Regions from separate parts of the Mus musculus genome. Here region 2 is linked to region 1. The links are chromatin contacts, found by POLR2A ChIA-PET in ENCODE. All regions are on one chromosome and are shown on one strand. Each heading gives the region's core, a stretch centred on a gene start or an enhancer-like site at or near the end of the contact. The rest is flanking DNA. Distances are from core to core; before and after follow the strand shown. Region 1 holds the start of Tec (tec protein tyrosine kinase). Region 2 holds the start of Slain2 (SLAIN motif family, member 2).

What was found. ChIA-PET counts read pairs that join two places held with the same protein, here RNA polymerase II (POLR2A).
Region 2: POLR2A ChIA-PET joins it to region 1 with 32 read pairs in Patski. The contact joins the promoter of Slain2 here to the promoter of Tec in region 1. POLR2A ChIA-PET finds 5 or more read pairs at or near these places in 4 of 5 experiments (Patski and embryonic stem cell).

What each region holds. Positions count from the first base shown.
Region 1 is chr5:72,865,458-72,872,290 of GRCm38, reverse strand. Tec (tec protein tyrosine kinase) reads left to right here and starts at 3,843. Exons shown (of 19, transcript NM_001113460.2): 1 at 3,843-3,897.
Region 2 is chr5:72,910,282-72,917,114 of GRCm38, reverse strand. Slain2 (SLAIN motif family, member 2) reads right to left here and starts at 2,753. Exons shown (of 8, transcript NM_001113423.2): 1 at 2,102-2,753. The coding sequence starts at 2,490.

The sequences.
Region 1 (6,833 bases), core at 2,594-5,093:
CTTGTCACAGAGAGGTACACAGCTCATCTTTACTGTCTATGACAGGTGCTATTACGAGCCCAGGTTTCCCACTCTGCCTTCATGTAAAGGGGATTGAGGCACGTAAGAGGCTGAGGCTGGAGGATTAAAATTCATAGCTAGCCTTCCCAAAATGAAAATAAATAAAGATGACAAGTCTTGAGGAACACTGGTATGTATGGATGATTACCTGGCTTAATGACTTCATCATGAGTCCAAGAACGTTCACACTCCCTGTAGGCTCTGTAGCCTACATGGAAAGATAGAAGGAGCAGGGATCCTGACCCTACAGTGAATATACAGCCCAGCAGCCTAATAGTGTCTCCCCCTTTTTTAAATTAAAGATTTATTTTGTTACTATTATTATTATTATTATTATTATTATTATTTTGTGTGTGTGTGTGTACAAAGATGAAAATAAAGGCTGGGGGACTTTCAGGATAGCATTTAAAATGTGCATATGTGCGGATACACATGTGCCATGGTGTGTGTGGAGCTCAGAGGACAATTTGTCGTAGTCAGTTCCCTTCTACCTAGGGACCCTAGGTATGGAACTCAGGTTATCTGTGACCCTTGGAAGCAAGTACCTTTATTTGGTGAGCCAGCTCACCAGTCCCTCCAGTCCTTGTTTCCTGAGACACAGCTCACTGGGTAGCCCAGGCTGGCCTGAAACTCCTCATTCTCTTTATTCTGCTTCCCAAGTGCTGGGGTTATAGGATGTACTACCACACTCAGTTATGTGATGTACAACATAGATTGTATATGGAACTTCTTTTTTATTTCTTTTGAATTATTTATTTAGCAGTTATTATATTTTAAAATTATTTTTTTAAGATGTGTACCTTCACACCCAGCAAATTTTTATATTTGTTCGTATTGGTGTTTTGCCTGGATGGATGCCTGCTTGCCGCATGCATGTAGTACTTCCAGAGGCCAGGAGAGGGCGCCAGACCTTCTGGAACTAGAGTTAGGGTGGGTTGTAAGCCACCATAAGGGTGCTGAGAATCAAACCTGAGTCCTCTGGAAGAGCATCCAGTGCTCTTAACTGCTTAGCCGTTTCTCCAGCCTAGCAACTGTTCTTGGTAGCATAAGTAATAACTTTGTGTCTACCATTCAACAGTTTCCCTTCCTTCTATGTATTGAGTCCCAAAGAAGTAGCTACTTTTGATACACATTGGAAAGAAGCAGACATGTCATATAATTGCAATGAGGTACTCTTCACATAGGTGGAGATGCTCTGTACAAGACTAATACCATTGTTGTTGTTATTATTATTATTTATTATTATTGAGACCGGGTTTCTCTGTATAACCCTAGCTGTCCTTGAACTCACTCTGTAGACCATACTGTCCTTGTCTGTTATCATTATCATTTATTCATTCAATGAATACATGGTCAGGTGAGGGGCAGAGTCCTTGGATAGGTGAAAGGTCACAAAAGGGAGGCAGAGATGTCCAAATTAGGAGTGTCAGAAACTCCAAATACAAACACCACTTTATGTACAAACTTTTCAGACAGATTCTGTATGTTTCTTATGTGCCACGTGAAATTTACGTATGGGTTAAAAAGGGTTATCTAGCATTTAAATAAATACAATTTTATAGATGTTATGGCAATACCCAACAAGAAGAGAGACCATGGGCTCCAAGAAATGTATATAAATGCCCATTTTATATTCAACTTTATTAACATTAAGAAAGCATCATTCCATTTAGTTGAGAATATGAGGCACAAGGGTCACCCAGGGGTAGCAGACCATGTGACAGGAAAGTATCATAGTTCTTAAAAAGAAAAGAAAGAAAAGAAAAAAAAGGAAGTATCAGGTCCTTTAAAGTGGTATCAATATGATAAGCTTCCGAGTCTACACTCTACACACACACACACACACACACACACACACACACACACTCACTCACTGCAGTACTGGTAGCAGTAACTTGCTCTCTGCACGCACATGTGCCTCTACTCTTTTACATACAGTTTCACAGATTCAAGCCCCTGCTCCCCCAGGGACATCTCTCTGCATGGCAGGGAAATAAGCTCTTGAAGGGAATGAGAGGCAGGAGAGAAAAGGGAAGGTTCCTTCAGAGCTTGGCTCATTACACTGGAGGCCTTCCCGGGAGGAGAGGAACTGGAGTCAGGAATCATTGGTTCAGTTCTGCGTTCTCCTCCCATTCCCGGCCCCTTCCTAATTATATGACTTTAGGCAAGTCCTTTAAATTGCTCTTAGTTCTTTCCCTGTCAAATGGAATCTTGTCAGCTGACTTCTCGGGTCATTAAGATGATCACAGGAGAAATAGCACAGGGAGGCACTGCTTTTAAGTCCTGAGCCGTGTCGGGGAGGAGTCTTACTGCACACGTGACTGCACACGTGATCGCGAGCGTCGTCTTCAGGTTGGCTGCCTGATTCACTGTTCAACCTCAGCTCCACAGAGTCCTCCTTTGAGAAGTCCTCCTTCCTCATCAATCTCTCTTTCATTACCCCAGTTTATTTCAGCCAAGACATTTCTCACCTGTGAAATGGTTTCTTTGCTTACCGGTATATTGGTTTTCTCCCTATGTAAAGGCTCCACTGTGGAGGTCAGAGGCTAAGTGTCTTTCTCAATTGCTCTCTTCCATATTATTTGAGATAAAGTCTTTCATGGAACCCGGAGCTGGCCAGTTGGGCTAGATTGACTGGCCAAGCTATGCTTGGTTCTGCCTCCAGCTCTGGAGTACAGGTGAAAAACAGCTTCCTTCCTTCCTTTCTTTCTCTTCCCTTTTTCTTTCTTTCTTTCTTTCTTTCCTTTTTTTTTTTTTTTAAAAACATGGGCTCTACCTGATCAACCTTCGGCATAGCAAGCATTTTACAAATTAATTTCTCTCTCCATCCCAAAGGCGAACTCAGTCTTTTATTCCCATGGACTATTATGAACATTACAGTCCTATCCTGTGTCTCTCTCCTTCTGAGAGGTCCTCATATCCCTGCCCTGGCTGGCCTGGAAACCACTATGTTTACCAGACTGGCCTTAAATGCTTAGAAATGGGCTTGCCTTTGCCCTCTCAGCTGGAATAAAATATGTGGGCCACCATGCCTGTCTGACAGTACAGGATGGATGAGATCAGATAACAGTGGCTAAGACTCAAGACTACCATCAAAGACAACTTAGACTTGAAAGTAGGGAATCAAACCCAGGGCCTTGTGCATGTTAAGCAAACATTGTACCACTGATCTACAGCCCCAGCCTTTCCAGGACAGCTTCTCAGTTAGCTAGCTAGCTAGGTGACAAACGGCACGTTCTTTCCTGGAGTCTAAGAATTTTACAGTATTTAAAGTGAATAACTTGAAGGTTGTTTTCATTATTAGTGTATCAACAGTAATAATGTAAGTGGGTGACCCTATGCTAGGCTCTGATGCTTCAGGCTTGTCAGTCAAGCCACCCATTCTTCTATCACCCCAGAGCACAGCATCATCCGGTTTCGCCCGCGAGGGGCTAAGCGGAAGTGGAGGTCGGTTCTTAGCCACCCACAAGTGCTATTGCTACCGGCTCTCCGAGCCGGGGACGAAGGAGCATTTTTCTGGACGGTTCTCTTAGGATGGGAAGTCCGGACTTAGAGAGACCCCACGCCGCGTCTGTCTGGATAAGAGACGCTCCCTGGAACTTCGGCCGCAGGACCGCGAGCTCCGATTCTTCCCTTTGGCTTTGAAATCGCGGAAGGAAGGTGGGACACTGGCGCTGTGGGCAGCGGAGGGCAGAGGCGGCGCGGCGAGGGGGCGGGGCCAGGGAGGAGCCGGGCGGTGGGCGTGGCCGATGGGTTTGGTCAGCGCTTGCCGAGCTCCGGGCTCCGCAGTTTGGACGTCGCTCTGTCTTGGCTTGTCTCGGCACGCGCTCCGTCAAGGTAAGAACCAAGGGACTCTCGGCGCTCACGGAGTTGGCCTCCACCTGCGGGAGACTGACCTTAGTGGGATTAGGGAGGATTTTTCTACCCTTCTCACGGAGGTGAGAGCGGACTCTCTGCGTCAGGTCAGAGGCCCGTCCCCCTTGGGCCAGGAAGAAGGGACAGGTGCGCTCCCCTGATGGCCGCGCCTTCCCCGGTGGCTGCAGATCTGAGCCCTTTTGGACTTGGTATCTGAGCCGAGAGGACTCGCGATTGAGTTCCTTTCCCAGTTGAGCGGCAGGGGGCCTTTCTTCTTTCTGCTTGTCCCGCGGTAAAGTTCGAATCCAGGAAGACAGTCCACAGTTGCTTGTGCCCGAGCAGGTGCACGTACTTCTTTAGCTATTTTTCTCTTCTGGAAAGTGGTATCTGGATCTTGATAAACAGGGACTCGAAGAATCAAAGTGGGAAAAACTACGTGGACCTTGTCCCGAGACTGTGCAATTTCCCCTGGATCTGACATTTCTTAACTTTTTCCTGTCGTTGGCGAATATGTTTCTGTGTACCAGGTCCCATTCGGGCTTATCTTTGGAAAGTGGAATATTTGGTTAGAAGAGTTGATCGCAGTGTTAAATTGGGACAACTGGGTGGCTGGCTTGGTTAAGTGGGTTTGGAGCCTATCCAGACAGAATAGTTGCATGCTTTAAGCAGAGGTTTTACATTTTTCCAGTGAGTTCCCATTTTCCTCTAAGGAAACTCTGACAACCTATTCCCGTCTATATAATTCTTTTACAGAGCCGAGGCGCGGTAGGAGGAAGCATCGAGTCTCCTAAGTAAGATTTGGGATTTAATAGCTGAGTGATCGACACTGTAGCTCTGTGGTCTATAGACTCAAAATAAGGAAGAGCTTGATTTTTTTCCGCGAGGCGGGGGTTGGGGGGAGCTGTGGCTAAACTTACACATTAAGTATTTGAAAACATCCATGTCGTCCAGTTACATTTTCATTGTTTAAGACAGACCTATCTTTTCGCCATACACTTATGAATCCGATCACTATTCCTCTCCTTGCCAGCTCAGGGGTGCTTTCTGTAGGGTGCCTATGTAAATCACCCTCGTTCTTCCCACAAGGGTGTGTGCCTTCGGGTTTGTGGAATTGTGTGGGGACAGGTATTGTAAACACATGCAAATCAGTGAAGCGCTCTAGTAGGCGATACCTTTGCCCTACATGGATCTTTGGCCTAGAGTTTCCCTCTCTTTCTAGATTGGAAAGAATCTAGGGTGGGAATGCAAGGTTTAGCATTGCCACACTGTTTTCTTGATTCCCTTACAACAAGGTGGTCTTGTTTACAGACAGGGCTGGGGCTATGTGTAACCTCTCTCCCTACAGCTGATCCTTAAAGGAGGATGGAGATACTGTGGACAATTACTGGCACATTTGTGTTCTTGAAGAATGCCTGGCCTCCCCCTATCCCCCCCCTCGCTCCCCCCCCTCCCCGCCCCGCACCCAGGGCCTCTAACCACACCTCTTCCTACAGGTTCTCCAGGCTGCCCTGGTTGGTGCCTCTCTTCCTTCCCTGCACCCATCCTACTAGATTTTGGCATTTACTTCACCCCCCCCCCACTCCCTCCACTCCCATCTGGGGAAGATCATTTGTTGATACTCAGCTTGCTGATGGCTCCCCTGTGGATTCTCAGTAAGTGTCTGTGGACTTTGTCCCTGTTCAGAGCCCGTAGAAGCTCTGCTCTCGTCCAGTGAGCAGCAGGTGAAGCAGAGTCTTTGAAGTTGAATTCGTATCAAGCATTAAGGTCCTTCGCGGGGCATTCAAGTCTGTAAGAAAGGAATGAAATTGACTTCTGATCATGGGAAAATGATCTCATTCCATGTGATTATGCTGTTAGAAGAGATTTGTTGGAAAAAACAACCACAAGCCACCTAGAGGAGAGGGCGTAGACCTTATCTGTATCTCCATGCTTGTCTCCACCTAGGCCTGCCTTTCAATCTCTGCCTGGGTCAGCCAGTCCTTACTTGGGTCAGATTATAACTACTAATTTGACTGCATGTTTGACTGCTCAGGGCACAGATGACCAAAGCTACCATGAAGTAGAGGTTGAAAATTACATTTCCATTGTAAAGGCAAAAAAAAAAAAAGGAAGGAATTAAAACAACAGCAGCAGCAGCAGCAACAACAACCAAAACCCCATAAACAGGTTGCTATTGGGAAACCAGAAGGAGCAAACAAATTTAAATATATGTAGGCACAGAATCTGGGCTCTGAAGTAGCTAGATCAAGATAAGCCACACGATTTATGGCTAGGTCAATATTCACAGCTCAGCTAAACACATATTTTTGTGTTCCTTGGGATTAGTAATTGTTTGGCGTGTGTGTGTGTGTGTGTGTGTGTGTGTGTGTGTGTACTTCTCATTAATTCAATCTGCAACTCTTGACCGATTCTCCAAGCCTTCTCTTAAAGAAACCAGGTTTTCTCTCTACTTTATTTGCCCCAAGAAGCTGAACATGAACCTTCTTGTTTGCCATACACTTGGAGAGGTGGACTTTTTTTTTTTATGTATTGCAACTGTCACTCAGAGGCTGCTCTGTCACTAGCCTCCTGGGAATCCCCATTATCTCTTTCCTGTGTCCCATCTCCTGGGTTTTGTGTGTGTGTGTGTGTGTGTGTAATCCTCGAAGCTTCCTGGAAAGGGATGCACAGGATCTCAGTCTTTCTAACTGAAGTTATCCATTTTCCCTTCACAATTTGCAGACTGGCTGAGTGTGGAATCCTGGGATGGAAATTTCAAAGGCACTGTTTCAGTATCTTCTAGGTTATGAACTTCTGGCTCCTTAATCTCTGCGTGTAGCTGGGGTGGAATCCACAGCCCTGCTGTGCTCTTTCTGTGAGGTTATGAACTATTCTCTTCTTTCCCACCATCTCTAAGTTTCCTGATGCTGTGCGCTGGC
Region 2 (6,833 bases), core at 1,504-4,003, 46 kb before region 1:
CTGACAGCCACACCCTCCTACTACTCAGACACACCCAAGGCACTTTAACTCTGATTACTTTAACTCTCCCCTGACCTATCACAGTTAAAATCCAACTCAGGCCCAGATTTTAATACCCATAAGCCTTTACAGGAAAAAGCATAAGATAACTATAGCACCAAGACAGGAAACCGGGTGAAATAGTAAGCAGGAACCCTGTGGTCAAAACAAACTCCTGGCATGCTTACCTAAGGGACTTGCTTTACCTTGACAAAGCCATGCTCAGAAACCAAAGCAGCTAAAGACTTGCTTGGTGCCTGGGGGAGTCAATGTGCTCCACCAGTCCATCTAAAATGGGCTGATGAGTGCAGCCAATCCTCATTACCATGAGCATTCATCTCCTCGTCACTTGGAAGGGCTCTGATGATACTTGGATGACTCTGGATGCTTTCAAAGTGCATACCTGCACAGGATCCCTTCAGAGGACAGGGTGGCTGACATGAACCGTCTAACTACTCAGTTCTACTAATGCCTGGTATCTCTTGGCAATGACATAAGAAGCAATGCCTGTCATTCATATGGTCCTACACACAAGTTACCAGTACTTCTTGTAGTTTTTAACGTAAAATGCTGGACTGTTCCTAGATGCCACTCTCCGACTTCTACCTTCTCCTGAGTTTGCCCCAGGATCTGGACCAAGGCGCTAGCGTCTGCACAATCAGCATTCCTGTTCTGTAGCTCTCCTCTCACCTCACGGTGTATACATTCTATCTTGTTTAACTGCCCAAGACTTAGCTCTCACTAGGACTGCCAGGGCCTCACACACAGGCATCAGCACTTAAGAATCTTTAGACTCTCCCACAGCAGGGATCACATGTGAACTCACAAAATAGTGTTGATTTAAATAGCCAGGCTTAAGGCTACCAGTGCCCAGTCCTGGAGAATTTATTGTATGCCAAGCCACCCACTGCTAAAAGTACATGTGGATTATCTGACTTAACCTTCAGAACTCTACACAAGAATGATAATTTTCCTCTGAGGAAAAAAGTGACGCTCAAAGTAACTTCTCCAAGGTCAGAAACCTTTAAAGTGGCAAATCTAGGGCCTGCATCCAGGCAGTGCTTAGAATTCTTCAAAGTTAGAGGCCTGGATACCAGTCCACGAGAGGTTTCGACTTCAGAGAAGTTTTAATGTCAACAGCATAAACGTTCTAGCTAAAAGTTAGGACTTCAAGAACGGATGAATTATGAGGATATTTCCAGCAGGTGTTTTTTTAATCAAAAATAAAACTCGAGGGAAAGCTTCTCATGGCCTACCGAAAAGTGTGACTTTAAGGTGTGGGGTCACCTCAGCTCGTCAAGAGGTGCCTCGTGATAACTCCGGCTTTGGTCTAGATTTTTAACTAGGACCCTTTCTCTGCCTCCAGGATGGCAGGCACGGAAATGATAGTCAGCTTGGATAACTAACTATTGCTTCACGGCTCCGAAATTATGTCGTATGCAATTCTTGTTTTCCAATATAAAATTCAGGGTTCCCCGATCCACCACCGACTTCACACAAAGCAGCCCCATCCCTCTCCACTGCCCTCCTCACACAAAGCAAAGCTTTACTCCCCCCACTACCCAAAGGGGAGTGACGTCCACCCGGCCTCCCCACAAACATCCCCATCTCACTCCGGTCCAAAGCACTGCCTGCTAGTAGCTACTCTCTATGTCCCCGCACCTGGTTGTTACCTCTTGAAGCAGACCCCTCCCTACAATCCAAACCGCTCAGACCACCATCCGAAAGCCCGTCTTTCACACAAAGCAGGATCCCTTCCTACGAAGCAGCTTGGTACCCTCTGAGTGCTCTGAGCGTGCGGGCCCACGGGGGACTGTGCCAAGCCACAGATCCCATCTGGGTCCAGTTGGGTCCTGCACCCAGAGGTTCCACGACCCAGAGAACTAGCTACAAACCCGTTTCCAAGGCACGCCTCGAAACCCCCCAACTCCAGCGGACCTGCCCGCCCGCAGCAGAAACAGGCAAAAGCCAGCGTCCCCACCACAAGCCGAGCCCACCCTGCTTTCCCCCAGGGACACCCCTCCGCCCCGCAGGCCCACCGGGCCCAGCGCCCCGCGCTCACCAGCTCTCCTCTTCCTCCTCCCAGCCTGACAAGCGCTCCAGCTCGTCGGGCCGCAGCGGCTCTACCTCGTCCAGCAAGCCTCCCTCGCCGGCCGCCAGCAAGGAGGTGGCGTCCCGCAGGTCCTCGCTGCTGGTCCGTCGCGGGCCGGAGCCCGCCCCGCCGCTGGCCTTGGCGCCCAGGCCCAGCGGGAAGCCCCGAGGGGACGCCGCGCCCGACGAAGGGGTGGACACGCCGACCCGAGCTGGGCTGCCGGGCCCGAGGAGGCCTGCACCCTGCACGGCTCCCGAGCGGCTCCTCAGCTGCTCGTTCTGCTTCTCCAGCTTCTTCACCAGCTCCTGCAGCTTCCGCACCTCCTGGTCCGCGTTCACATTGGAGTTAACGTCCTCCATGCCGGCCGCGCCGCCCGCTCCGACTCCCCAAGCCGCAGGGGAAGCGCGGGGTCGGGGGGAAAGAGAGGCGTTACCGCCACCGCTCACGCTAGCCGAGGCGCCGGCATAGAGCAGGGCCAGGCCCCACCGCCAGGGTCTCCCCGGCTCGGGTTGCGAAGCGCCGCTGGCCCCAGCCGAACCGCCTCATCTGCGCCGGCTCCGCGACTGGGGGAGGCGGCGCCAATATCCGGCCTCGGCAGCCATCTTCCCTCCGTCCCTCCGCCCCCTGCCGGCCAGCCCGGTCGGTGACCTCAGAGCGTCGGGGGAGGACGTGGCCGCCCGCGGGCTGAAAGAACTAAGCGCCCGGCTCGCGGTGGGGCGGGGCTGGAGGCGGGGCCTGAAACGGGACAGGGCCCGGAGGGGCGTGGTCATTGTTTGGGGCGGGGCCCCGGCCGGAAGGGGTGTGGTGGGCGCCGGCAAAGGTGGGCAGGGCCCGGCCGGGCTGGGCTAAGCTATCGCTGGAGTTTTGCCCTGGCCGCCTACCCTCCCCAAAGCTCATCGCGGGCGGGTGTGAGACCCAGAACCGGACTCTGGCTCCGGCTCCGACTCGGGCTCGGGCTCGGGTTCAGCCCCGCCCTAGGCGTCTGTGCGGAGACTCGCGGTCGGACGGCCCCGCCTGGTCGCATGGACCGTTCCCTTGGTTTGTTTGGCAATACTGAGTTGGTTCCTGCTTGAAACCGGAGACTGTCGGAGCTGGCAGCAGCCCCAGAGACCATCTGTGGCTCGTCCGTTCCATCCCCTGAAAATGAGAACCCGAATCCCGAATGGTTCAGAGCTCGGAAGTCAAAATGATAACCGTAATTTGTTGAGTGGTTCCTATAAGCCAGACACTGCGCTAAGCACTTTTAAAGGCATTATTTCATCCGTTTAAAACACGTGGGCAGGGGTTGTTTTGTTTCGTTGGCTTAAGGTTTACAGGTCCAGAGACAAGAGGATGATGGAAAACACTTCTGTACTAATCTTTCAACGGTAGTAATTAATGTGCATTGTATTCCTTGGGTTCTCCCTTCGCCCCCAAAAGACTTTTTAATAGTATGTCTTGACTTTTTGGGTTTTTTGAGGCAAGGTTTCTCTGTGTATTCCTGGCTGTCCTGAGACACGCTCTGTAGACCAGGCTGACCTCGAAAAACTCATCCTCTGCCTTTTTTTCAAAAGCTGGGATTAAAGGCATATGCTCCTTGAATTTTTTTTTTTAACTTGTACATGAAAAGTATTCAAGCAACCCGTTGACAGGCAATAGAGAATGTTGAGGGGTGGTAAATGTAAAATTCTGCCCTCGGTGGCATCTGTTTATAATGCGTACTGGTGGAAGCGACTGCAAACAAAACTTAAACGCTTTTTTTCTGTCATGTTGGCTCACTCTTCCACAGTTGTCAGTTGTGAGCTGCTTGGTTTACTTATACGGTAAGCAGCCAACCGTGCCTGGTCTCTCAAATTTTTGGCTGATGTTTGCAGTTGACTCCAATTGCCTCCTCCACCCTCGAACCAGTCTTATTACACCCGAACCAGTCTTATTACACCCGGGTGTGGACTCACATAAGACTTAACCCTCCTGCCTTTCCATGCTGTATTTTCCCTGCTTCGACTACCCTACCTACCATGTTTGATGCCTCTTTGGAAAAACCCCTGAAGGAGTTACTGTCTTTGTGCTGACATCACCTCAATAGTTGGCTACAGATATTTGTAATTTTTAATTACATTTTTTCCTAGCAAGTCTTTGGCTTGATCTGTACAGCTGATTAAAAGGAATCATTCCATTTTCCTTGCTTATGAGGCTGACAAAGTGCACAGTCAGTGCCTGTTGTGCTGAAATTAAACGGAAGATATGTTTTGATAGCCCAACCCCCAGACAGACACCAAAATTAAATTCTTTGAGGGTGCTACAGTTTGCTGTCAAGTATAACTATGTCCCTAGCTATACAGACCCATTAACAGGATGCCTTTGTAAAACAAAATGCATTATCTGTGTGATGCACATTAAATGTTATGACACTGCCTGACATATCTGATCTCATTGCTGAAGGAATCACCACCAAGATGAAATCACACATCGCAGTAATACATTTACATTATCAGCTTATGACATGGAGTCCAACTCCCATGTTCGCCACATTTCTAATGAATTCTTTAGACATACTCCTTGACAAAGTCAGTTACCATTATGAAGTTAGCATCAGCGGTCTTGAGAGAGCCAGAGGTCATGCAGATCGGTGATCAGAATCCGCTCCGCTGGCAAGGTCTCCTCTTCCCATGAACGTGGTCCTTGAACTTTTATTTCTCTCTCTTTAATCTGGGCCTTGCCTTTTGTCCGAATGTGTAAATTAGGTGATCTCTAATAACAAATCTATTACCAAGAAGTGAAGGATTCTGGTGAGTCATGATTATAAAATAGAAGTATGAATATGCTCATACAGAGAAATCCATAGAAGACATTTTTTAACCCAGTTGCCTTACTACACATTGTTTTTAATTTAGTAAATATTAAGTGTGTAGTAGATGGTCTGTTCTGTGTGTGTAATAGATGGTCTGTTCTGAGCACCTGATGGTTTAATCATTTGTTAGCTTGTCTTGTAGTTCCAGTTAGCCTTGAACTTACTAGGAGTCTGGAATGCCCTTGAACTCCTGATCTTTCTGACTCTATCTATAATAAAGTTTGTATGCCAAGAACTGAAGTTGGCTGGTTGTGCTGGTACTTGCCTTAATACCAGCACTCAGGAGGCAGAGCCAGAGGAACTCTGTGAGTTTGAGGCCACCCAGGTCTATATAGCAAGTTCCAAGACAGCCAAGATTACATACAGAGAACCTGTCTCAAAACAAAACTAAAGTTATAATTTATACAGACAGATATATATATATCACAGATACCTGAGCACAAAGTCAAATCTGCTCTATACTACACTGTAATAGTAAAAGCTCTTTTTTTTATGTTAAGGATAAAAACTGTGATAATCCTTATTGATCTTGTTCTTTCACCCACCAAATCCACTTCTTAAGTAGGTCATGCCGCCTTGCATTCAGAATAGGTTTAAATACCTCCCAACTGGGGGACCCTTAGGACTCTGGTTCAAATTGCCCTTGTTCTCCCCTGTGGTTTCCTCCCCTCTCTTTTAATGGACACATCCCCTTTGCTACAGATAGCCTGATGGATACACAGTAGCCAGAAGATCCTTCCTGCAAGTCATGTTGCTATCAGAAGCCTCCCAGAAGTCGCTTTCCAATATCTTCAACTCCAAAGTCCTTTCTTTGACCTGCCTTGCTTTGGATACTTGATAACTTCTATAAGTAGCTTCCGGACCACCATCTCCCATGCCCTGTTTCTGCTCTACCCACACCAACCTTCTAGCTGGTCTTCAAAACAGACAAACAGGTTTCTACTGCCAGGGCTTTATACCGGCTACAGACACATCTAGCTAGAATCTTTGGGTCACCCAGAAAACCCCAGGACAGACTTCTATGATTTAGGTCTCTGCTCAAATGTCACCTAGGTTTACTATCTTTATTATTGCTACCTCACAAAATAGCATCCCTATCATGGTTGATCTTTTTGGGTCCCCCCCCCCCAAATAAAAAAAAAGCTCATATACGTTTTTGTTGTTTAATGAATGTCTCTCGGCAGTAGAATGTGAACTGCAGGAATTCCCCCACTGCACCCTTTGCCCACTGCACCCTTTGTCCATAAAACAGTGCCTGGTACAAAGTGAGTGCCCAATAAAGCGAAGCCTCCTAAAATAGAATTTCAGATGGATATGTTGGTTGTGTCTTGAAACATTAAACTAGAAATTCCTACTCATTTTCAACAGTTTTTTTTTAAATCTACATTTTCCTCTTCCAAAAGAGCAGCATGCCATACCGCATATATCATTTTTAAAACTAGGTCATACTCCACCTCCTGAGAGCCAGGAGCCCTGCAGAATTGCAGAAGGTAGCCTTGGGTTCTCCCTGAGATGTGTGGAGATATTTCCTTTCCATCTGAAACATTGCAACAACCTTCCTTCTCCAGGTTGCAACACTCCTCTGGCAACTCAGAAGTGTTGGTGCAAATCCAAAGTCACTTTTTAAAAGCAGACAGAGTCTCCTATCCCCCAGACTAGCCTCAGATATCCTAAGTAGCTGTGAATGCCCTTGCATTCCTAATGTTCTCTCCACCTCCTGGGTGCTGAGACTCTAGGTGATCAATACAATGCCCAGTTTTATGTGGTGCTGGGTATAGAAGCCAGGACTTCCCATGCCTGCTGGATAAGGTCTTTACAACTTAGCAGTATACCTAGAAAAAGTCCATTGCTGAGTGATACTTAGTAGTCAGG